Regions from separate parts of the Homo sapiens genome. Here region 1 is linked to region 2. Evidence: chromatin contacts called from ENCODE Hi-C or POLR2A ChIA-PET data. All regions are on one chromosome and are shown on one strand. Each heading gives the region's core, a stretch centred on a gene start or an enhancer-like site at or near the end of the contact. The rest is flanking DNA. Distances are from core to core; before and after follow the strand shown. Region 1 holds the start of LINC02413 (long intergenic non-protein coding RNA 2413). Region 2 has its middle 12 kb from the start of EEA1.

Region 1 (5,360 bases), core at 1,205-3,704, 49 kb before region 2:
CCTTCAGTAGCAGGTCCAAATTGAGATGTGCTATAAGATTATAATACACACATAATTTTGAAGACTTAGTATGAAGACAAAAGAATATAAAATATCTCATTAATAATTTTTGTATTGGCTGAGTGTGGTGGCTCATACCTATGATCCCAGCACTTTGGAAGGTTGAGGCAGAAGGATCACTTGAGGTCAGGAGTTAGAGACCAGTCTGGGCAACATAGTGAGACCTCATCTCTACATAAAAATTTCTAAATAAAATAATTAAATAAAAAAATAATTAATAAAAAATTAAATTAAAAAGTTAAATAAGGCCAGGCACGGTGGCTCACACCTGTAATCCCAGCACTTTGTGAGGCCAAGGTGGGCGGATCACCTGAGGTTGGGAGTTCGAGACCAGCCTGATCAACATGGAGAAACCCCGTCTCTACTAAAAATACAAAATTAGCCAGGAGTGGTGGCTCATGCCTGTAATCCCAGCTACTCAGGAGGCTGAGGCAGGAGAATTGCTTGAACCCGGGGGGTGGAGGTTGCGGTGAGCTGAGATTGTGCTATTGCACTCCAGCCTAGGCAACAAGAGTGAAATTCCATTTCAAAAAAGAAAAGAAAAGTTGAATTAAAAAATTAGCCAGGATTGTGATGTGTGCCTGTGGTCCCAGCTATTCAGGAGGCTGAGACAGAAGGATCATTTGAGCCCAGGAGGTTGAGGTTACAGTGAGCTCCACTGCACTCCAGCCTGGGTGCCAGAGCAAGATCCCATCTCAAAATAATAATAATAATTTTTATATTGATTATGTATTGAAATTATACTTTTGATAAACTGAGCTAAATATGTATTATTAAATTAATTTTATCTGTTCCCACTTTTTAAAATGTGGTTACTATTACAACATTTAAAATAAAATGTGGCTCATATTATACTGCTGTGAGTCAGTGTTGTCCTGGATAGTAAATAAATGACTCAAGCAAAGAGTGTATTTGGTTTCTAGTAGGGTGGTCTTCATCATCAGGCAGACAGCAGATGTTAGCTAATTTACTAGAGCAATTGCAATTTAAACTCAGAAGTAATTTAAACAATACAGAGACCTCCTGGGATGCTTGGACAAGTGGAGAGTATTTTTGTTCTTGTATTTGTTATTTTAAACTTTCAATGATATATTGGTAGACTGAGGTGAAACTTTTCATATCCACTTCAAAGACAGCCCTCAGTTCTTTAGAATGTAAGATAAGAACAATAAATCTTGAGGTGAAATGATAGAAATAAGATCAATTTAAATAGTAGGGGGATCTGATGAAATGCAGTTAACTTAAGAGCATTCCCTGGTGTCCAACATCCATATAAAAAAGGTCACCATTTATGGAAATGCAAGGTAGTAAATATTACCTCCCAGGCATCAACCTAAGAATTGAGTGAGGGATTGAGATTACTAATAATTAAGACAAAAAGTATTATTTTGCACTAGCCCCCATCTGCTGATTCTCGGAGCTTTTCCGAATCTTTCTTGATGACTTAAGATGGCTGTGGGGATGACTGTGAATGAAACCTGAGGAATTTTTTTGCCCCACATTTTCTCTTGGTTTCTCAATCCTGTAAGGGCTCCCGGTCTTTTCCAGGGTATTTTAGGACCACAGATTGCCACCTATGACCTGCCTGTTCTACACCTGCTTCCTTGACTTTGGTGGAGTTGTCACTCCTCACAGCTGCTGCCTTCAGCAAAACACTCTCACCTTTGGGTGCCAAAAGCAGAGCAGTCCTGAGCTTCTACAGCAGCCTGTCCCCCTCTACTGAAAACTAGCAACTTTCTAGCTTCTTGTTTTATTGGGTTTTTTTTTTTTTATATTTATATTAACTTTATTCCTAACAGCCAGAAACAGGAAACAATACAAATGTCCATCTACTGGCGATAAACTAATAAACACACTGTGGTATATCCAAACAATAAAATACTCTCCACAAAAAGGAACAAACCACTGATAATATAACAGCAAAGGATGAATCTCAAAAGCACATGCCAAGGAAAAGAAGTCGGATGCAAAATACTGTGGTGGAATACTGTGCGGTTCCACTCAGGTGATGCTCTGGAAAAGGGAGAAGTACATGGATAGAAATCAGATCACTGGTCACCAGGAGCTCAGGCTGAGGGGAGGGGACTGACTCCAAAGGGTCACTAGGAGGCTTTCTGGGGTGATGGAAATGTTCTGAATCTTCACTGTAGTGGCTGGTGATTGCATTTCTCAAAATTCATAAACTGAATACCTAAAGAGGTGAATTTTACCATATATAAATTATACCTCCATAGAACTGGGTTAGAAATCTTATTTGCACAAACATTCTGAATTATCAGAATGTTTTTTATCCAAGGTGAATATCACCTGTGGTCAAGATCTTCTCACCAGGATGGTCTTCTTGCAGTCCAAGACCCAGCTACAGTCACTATGTCCGGAGTGGGTTTTTTTTTTTCTTTTTAGATGAAGTCTCACTCTCCACCATATGAGGACACAGCGAGAAGGTAGCCACCTGCAAAACAGGAAGATAGCCTTCACCAGGAACAGAATCTGCTGGCACCTTGATCTTGGACTTCGCAGCTTCGATAAGTCTTCTCCGCCTAATGGTCCATTCCCATTTCCACTGATGGACCTGCAGCACTCGCCCTCCTCCACTCCCAGGAGGAACCTCCCCCACGGCTGCTGCTACAGGACTGCTTGACTTCTTTAGGCTGCTCCATCAGGATTCACATTCCCCAACCCACACAGAACCTAGCCAGGGCCTTCCTAGCTTCTTTCCTTCCCTTCTTTCCTGAGGGGAAAGTCCACCTTGGGTTTAAATGGCTTAAGACTGGGCAATAAGCCTGATCTCACTCTCAACCTTTGTCTACATCATGCTTATGTTTTGACAAAGTGGAATTTTACCTGAAGGTTAAGAAAGCCCATTGCCCTTTTACGTTCTGGAAAATGACTTACTGCAAGGGGCCACCCTTCCCCGTATGACTTAGACAAGTTTCATGAGTGCCCCTTTGTCTACTGATGACAAAACTAGATAGGGATCTTCCAGTCTTCTGTTTTTGACCTCCTAAATGACTAGCTGAACTGCTTGTCACCACTGATCAATCAGAACAAAATGCCTGTTAGCCAAACTTTGGTTAAGCTTCTCTCCTTCCCCCAGGCCCCTGAGCTTTGGCCCTCCATAACCCAAGCCAGCATACAGCCTCTTCTTAGGGACCCCTCCCCACAAATAGGCTGGCCACCAGGTAGAACATTCTCTGATCTACTGTCCCATGAGGTCACTCTTTCATTCCTCCTTGAATTAGCATAGTGATGTCACCTTCCTGAGCCTTTTCTTTTTGAGACAGAGTCTTGCTCTGTTGCCCAGGCAGAAGTGTAGTAGTGTAATCTCAGCTCACTGCAACCTCGGCCTCCTGGACTCAAGCAATCCTCCCACCTCAGCCTCCCAAGTAGCTGAGACTACAGGTGCCTGCCACCATGCTTGGCTGATTTTTTTTGGTACTTTTTGTAGAGACAGGATTTCATCATGTTGCCCAGGCTAGTCTGGAACTCCTGGGTTCAAGCAATCTGCCCACCATGGCCTCCTAAAGTGCTAGGATTACAGGCATGAGCCACCGTGCCCAGCCCTGAGCCTTATTTTCACTTCAATACCAGACATTGCTAAGTGGCAGTTGCTGGGCCAGGGTCAGCCCCAAATTTTCTTTATTCAGTACATACAGTATTGGAAATATTTATTTTAATCAATTACCACCATTGAAAAAAAATCAGGAGACTTTACGTAAATCTTTTGGCTTCTCTTAAGAAACAGGATCCGGAAACATTGTTTCCACCTCCTTGTAAGGTGACAGCACTCATAACTGGCCTGCTTTGCTCATTTTCGTGACCTGCCTGGGTTTTGGCTTTATGTTAACCCTAACCCCTGGCAGAGAGTGCACAGTTCTCTCTCATATAGTTGTTATGAGGTCCAAATAAAATAGTGTATAAAGTAGCTCCCAGTAAGAACTGAATCATTATTACTTCTCCCTTTTTAGTTGCTGAAATTCAGGTTTGTGAGCTTACGTTGACTTTTAAGCATCTAAATAGATTTTCCATTTTACATAGATGAATAATGATTAAAAATAGCAAAAGTAGGATTAGATGAACACCTGGGATGAAGCAAATCCTTAAAGGAAAATAATATGATCTCAGGATCTTGAAAACATGTTTGCAAGATACATTTTTCCTTGAGATTAAAATCTTAGACTTTTGTTATCTCTTCCAAATGAACCATTTAATCAATGAGACAGTTTATTGGACAAATAGATGTTTTCCTTGCACTGTGCCAAAAAACAGATTTGATTGATTTTACAATTAAATTGAGGGAAGTGGCTGATAGTTTTTGCAAACTCATTCCTTGCCCTTTATTGATTTTTGTTTAAAGTTTAGCCATTGAACATTACAATAAAGTAACTAAGCAAGCCACCTTGAACTGACAAAACAAGGGCACTCACTAAGTGAAAACACCACACATAATGATAAGACCTGTCAGAGCACTTATGGATTCTGCATCTGATCACTGGAATATGACGTCTAGAGTACTAGGATTAAGAATCTCAGCCTTGAAGTTAAAAAAAAAAAAAAAAAAAGGACTCTTAACCTTTTCCTGGCACAGTGGCTCATGCCTGTAATTCCAACACTTTGGGAGGCCAAGGCTGGAGGACTGCTTGAGGCCTGGAGTTTAAGACCAGGCTGGGCAACATAGTGAGACCCCTCCCCTTCCCATCTCTACAAAATAATAAATAAATAAATAAATAAATAAATAAATAAATAAATAAATAAATAAAAGAATCCCAGCCTTGAGGTTAGCTTTGGACTATCAAAGCTGCCTCAACTATTGCTCATTTAGAGAGCTCAAAAGCTTTTTTAAGAACTCGCTTATTTGTTTCATTTCCTCTTCTGAAGATTTTTTTTGCAGATCCAGACTTTGAAGAGGCTCCTCCCTCCTGCCAGGCTCACTTGCCCTTGTCCTTGCTGTGACAAATTACATATTTCAAAACTCTCAAGTAGTGCCCCGCTTCTGTCCCAACGCTACCACCACCATGCATATCCCTTGCTGAACTCTGAAACCAAGACTCAGTTTCAGGAAACACAGCTGTCAGAACACTCCTCCAGTTACAGAGTCTACAGGCATCTCACACTAGGTCTCCAGGTCCCCATGTCCCAGCATGAAGTGGGGGTGGAATGTGGCAGAGGCCTGTCACCTCTCCTCCCTCCAGGGCTGGCAACAACTTCCCCCGACCTGGGTCTTCTGTTTCACAACAGATTCAGTCTTTTCAACTTCTGGATGCCTCTCTTGGTAGCTCACACCTGCAATCCAAGCACTC
Region 2 (4,791 bases), core at 977-3,476:
CACTGTCCAAACAGAGATGATTTATTAAGACAGGGGAATTGGAATACAGAAAGAGTTTAATTCACACAGAGCGAGCTGAATGGAAGACTAGAGTTTTATTACTGAAATCAGTCCCCCCCAAAATTTAGAGACTGCATTTTTTTAAGGATAGTTTGGTGGGTAGAGGGCCAGGGAGTGGAGAGTGCTGATTGATCAGGAGGTGCCAGCTGATGCACCATAATGCAGGGTCTAAAAAATATCTTGAGCACCAATCTCAGGTTTTACAATAGTAATATTATCCCTAGGAGCAACTGGGGAGGGTTGAAATCCTGTGGCTTCTGGCTGCATGGCTCCTAAGCCATCATTTCTAATCTTGTGGTTAATATGTTAGTCTTACAAAGGCAGTCTGGTCCCCCTGGCAAGAAGGAGGTTTGTTTCAGGAAACTGCTGTTATCATCTTTGTTTCAAAGTTAGACTATAAATTAAATTCCTCCCAAAGTTAGTTTGGCCTGCACCCAGGAATGAAGAAGGGCAGCTTGGAGAGTGTAAGCAAGCTGGAGTCAGTCAGGTCAGACCTCTTTCATAATTTTCTCAGTGTTTATTTTTGCGAAGGTGGTTTCAATACCCCTAACTTTTCTACTTAAAATTACGATATATGCTATTTCAGACTTTTTCTTCAGTATATGAAAGGGTTTAAAGATTTTTGTCACTTCTCATAAAAAAACTAAATTATTTATTAGTTTTACATTTCTTCCCATCATGTTATGCAGTAACAACATATATAGCGCAGTTTCTTGAGTGAATTGAGGAAAGAAATATAGCTCAGAGCAATCTGAGCTATGTGAGGTCTGCAAGAGGTGCCAGGCCCAGAGAGACATGAGTATGTGACTTTAGTCACATCCTACAACCCCCCACCATCTTGCATCTATGCCCAGGGGTAATTGTTTTTTGTTTGGGTTTTTGTTTTGACACAGGGTCCTGCTCTGTTTCCCAGGCTGGAATACAATGGCATGATCTCAACTCACTGCAGCCTCGACCTCCCTGGCTCAAGTGATTCTCCCCACTCAGCTTCAAGAGTAGCTGGGACTACAGGTGCATGCCACCATGTCTGGCTAATTTTTGTGTGAGTGTGAAGATGTGGTCTCACCATGTTGCCCAGGCTGTGCTCAAGCAATCTTCCTTTCTTGGTCTCCCAAAGTTCTCGCATTATAGGCATGAGCCAACGTGCCCTTTATCAGGTTTTTTGTTTTTTCAGACAGGGTCTCACTCTGTTGCCCAGGCTGAAGTTCAGTGGCATGATCATGGCTTTTGTTGCCCCGGCTGGTCTTTAACTCCTGGGCTCGAGGGATCCTCCTGCCTTGGCCTCCCAAGGTGTTGGGATTACAGGTGTGAGCCACCGTGCCCAGTCAGGGACAATTGTTTAAAGGCATTTTGGCTGGCATGCTGGTTCATCCTGTAATCTCAGCATTTTGGAAAGACAAGAGAATCAGTTGAAGCCAGGAGTTTGAGATCAACCTCGGCAATATAGAGAAACCCTGTCTCTGTTTAAATACACCTATTTTGAAGAAAAAAAAAGCCATTTTGTTTCTGACTAGCTGAACTGCCCATTATCTTCATGTTCCTGAAATTTGTGATACAAAGAACATGGTACAGCCAATCAATAAATTATATTATTTAAATGTAAATTATTGGTACATATATTAGTCCATTATCACACTGCTATAAAGAACTACCTGAGGCAGGGCATGGTGGCTCATGCCTATAATCCCAGCACTTTGGGAGGCCGAGGTGGGCGAATCACTTGAGGTCAGGAGTTTGAGACAAGACTGGCCAACATGGTGAAACCCCGTCTCTACTAAAAATACAAAAATTAGCCCAGGGTGGTGGCAGATGCCTGTAATCCAAGCTGCTGGGGAGGCTGAGGCAGGAGAATCACTCGAACCCTGGAGGTGGAGGTTGCAGTGAGCCGAGATTGTGCCACTGCACTGCAGCCTGGGTGATGAAGCGAGACTCCATCTCAAAAAAAAAAAAAAAAAAAAAAAAAAAACTACCTAAGACTGGGTAATTTATTTTAAAAAGAGGTTAGATTGACTCACAGTTCTGCATGGCTGGGGAGGCCTCAGGAAACTTAGAATCATGGCGGAAGGCAAAGGGAAAGCAAAGCACGTCTTACCGTAGCAGAGCAGGAAGAGAGAGAGAGTGAAAGGGGAAGTGCCACACTTTTAAACCATCAGATCTCGTGAGAACTCACTCACTTTTATGAGAAAAGTAAGGAGGAAATCCGCCCCCCATGATCCAGTCACTCCTGCCAGGCCACTTCTCTGACATGTAGGGATTACAATTCAACATGAGATTTGGGTGGGGACACAGAGACAAACCATATCAGTAAACAGTGTAAGATCACCTCTTCTTGTCCCTTAAAAACCTACTTGTGGCTGGGTGTGGTGGTTTGTGCCTGTAATCCCAGTACTTTGGGAGGCAGAGGCAGGAAGATTGCTTGAGCCCAGGAGTTCAAAACCAGCCTGAGCAACACAGTGAGACCCTCTCTCTACCAAAAAAAAAAAAAAGAAAAAAGTCAAGAGGATCACTCGAGCCCACGAGGCACAGGCTGCAGTGAGCCATGGTTGTGCCACTGCACTCAGCCTGGGTGACAGAGAAAGACCCTTTCTCATAAATAAAATAAAATAAAACAAAACCCCAGCTACTTGTAATTGCTGCTAGTTGGAGTACATATTCAGGGAACTTTGAGTCTATGTTTTAGGTTGCAGTCTTCAAACTTGGCCCAAATAAACTCTCTACTTACATTCCGTTTGCCTCAGTTTTTCCCTTTAGGTCAACAGAACAACATTACAAACTGGATTTTAATTTAATTGAGCAAATTGATATTTTTTCCTGAAGGCCACACAATGCTCTACAACCTGAGGAAAGAGGCATTAGGGAAAAGGAAGAGGAGGAGTACTGTATGTTTCCCAAGTTGTTCTTTAATTTTCTTTTCAGGTTAATTTGTTTGTTGCTTTTTTTCATCATCTAAATGTCTATTTTTTATATTAACCAAAATATGTCAATAGAATATATTTTTGGGTCCCATTTTTAGCCAATTAACTCATAACAAGCATTGTCCTGAAAAAGTTTTAAAAAGGCATATTGGGCCGGGCGCGGTGACTCACACCTGTGATCCTAGCACTTTGGGAAGCCGAGGTGGGCAGATCAGGAGGTCAGGAGTTCGAGACCATCCTGGCCAACATGGTGAAACCCTGTATCTACCAAAAATACGAAGAAATTAGCTGGGCGTGGTGGTGCACGCCTGTAATCCCAGCTACTCGGGAGGCTGAGGCAGGAGAATTGCTTGAACCCAGGAGGAAGACATTGCAGTGAGCCAAGATTGAGCCGTTGCACTCCAGCCTGGGCTACAGGGTGAGACTTCATCTAAAACAAAAAAAAAGTGTATTGTGTTGTTTATGTTATCTTACAAATTTTAATATTAAATTTCATTTGATATCACTTAGAAACAATGATGTAAATGAGAGAGGGAATGTGTGTATGTACCTCTTTCACTAGAATATATATATACATATATATATATATATTTTTTTTTTTTTTTTTTTTTTTTTTGATACAGTGTCTCACTCTGTCGCCCATGCTGGAGTGCAGTGGCGCGATCTTGGCTCACTGCAAGCTCTGCCTCCCGGGTTCACGCCATTCTCCTGCCTCAGCCTCCCGAGTAGCTGGGACTACAGGCGCCTACCACCACGCCTGGCTAATTTTTTGTATTTTTAGTAGAGATGAGGTTTTGCCGTGTTAGCCAGGATGGTCTCGATCTCCTGACCTCGTGATCCACCCGCCTCGGCCTCCCAAAGTGGTGGGATTACAGGCATAAGCCACCGTGCTCGGCCACTAGAATATATTTTTACAAAATAATAATGTCACTAGTAATAATACTTTAGAGTACTTTACCATCTCTATTCTTTACTTATGCTGCCATCTATATGCTAGCAAGACATTTTCAGATTAGTATTTCACAAAAACCATTTATTTGAGTCCTTACTGCATTACTTTAAATGTTCAGACCATTCTAAGTAATCTATGAGTTTAATCAATGGTATTGTTAGAATTAGCCTCTGGAATCATCTATCATTGAGTTTCTATCAAATTCTAAGGGGAGATAGAAGTGCTGTAGGTCTAAATTGTATGCAGCCCATCATCCTAATTATATCATGTAGGGAGGCCAGCTGGCTAGCTGTCAAGAGACCTCAGGATGCTCATTTAAATTGGTAAATTCACTGTGGTCCAGGCTCTGAATCTTTGCTCAGCAGCTTCAAAACTTGAATTTTTGTCAGCATGTTGAAAGTAAATTCTTCTCTTAGCAGACTCATAATATTCAAACGTACAGAGGCTGAAATGGTATTAATTTACAAAGGGCAACAAATTTTTTATGTGAGTTGTGCTGTACCAATGGGACCAGTGCATTTACTCTTTAAAGACAAAACTACATGGGAATCCAATTATAATTGACAGTTTGGGGGTGTGTATTCAGAACAAGAGAAGGTAGTTGGAAGACGTACCTTACATTTTTGTCAAATTTGTCATGTGGCCCGGAGTGTTTTGAGTTTTTGACCCAAGGTCTCTTCTTCCCTGTAGTTACAGGGTTGAGTACAAAAATGTAGGTATACGTAGGCCATGTAGTTTCGTTTGGGAGGCAAGGTGAGACTTGCAGATGAGTAGGAATTAGACAAGTAACAGTAGGATGGGTGTAGGGAACATTCCAGGCATATGAAATAGCATATATAATGGTTCAGAAGTAAGGGAGAGACT

What was found. A loop is a pair of places that touch in the nucleus more often than their neighbours do. ChIA-PET counts read pairs that join two places held with the same protein, here RNA polymerase II (POLR2A). Pooled maps may share reads with other maps.
Region 1: a pooled map shows a loop between it and region 2 (2.6-fold over the local background). The contact joins the promoter of LINC02413 here to the enhancer-like site in region 2. A Hi-C loop is called at or near these places in 4 of 168 maps with a recorded cell type or tissue (B cell, Caco-2, dorsolateral prefrontal cortex and 1 more), 13 of 37 single-sample maps with no recorded cell type and 9 of 50 pooled maps. POLR2A ChIA-PET finds 5 or more read pairs at or near these places in 13 of 52 experiments (AG04450, B cell, BJ and 10 more).

Annotation. Positions count from the first base shown.
Region 1 is chr12:92,987,839-92,993,198 of GRCh38, reverse strand. It overlaps LINC02413 (long intergenic non-protein coding RNA 2413), which reads right to left and starts at 2,454. Exons shown (of 4, transcript XR_945212.3): 1 at 2,389-2,454. RefSeq lists an enhancer at 4,910-4,959.
Region 2 is chr12:92,938,731-92,943,521 of GRCh38, reverse strand. No RefSeq gene overlaps it. Among named protein-coding and RNA genes, the nearest start is that of EEA1, 12 kb to the right of the region's middle. Within about 2 kb of position 2,226, at least 3 of the 41 ENCODE cell types and tissues checked have a DNase peak (open chromatin) inside an H3K27ac peak, as active enhancers do; they include B cell, where a contact is called at or near this core.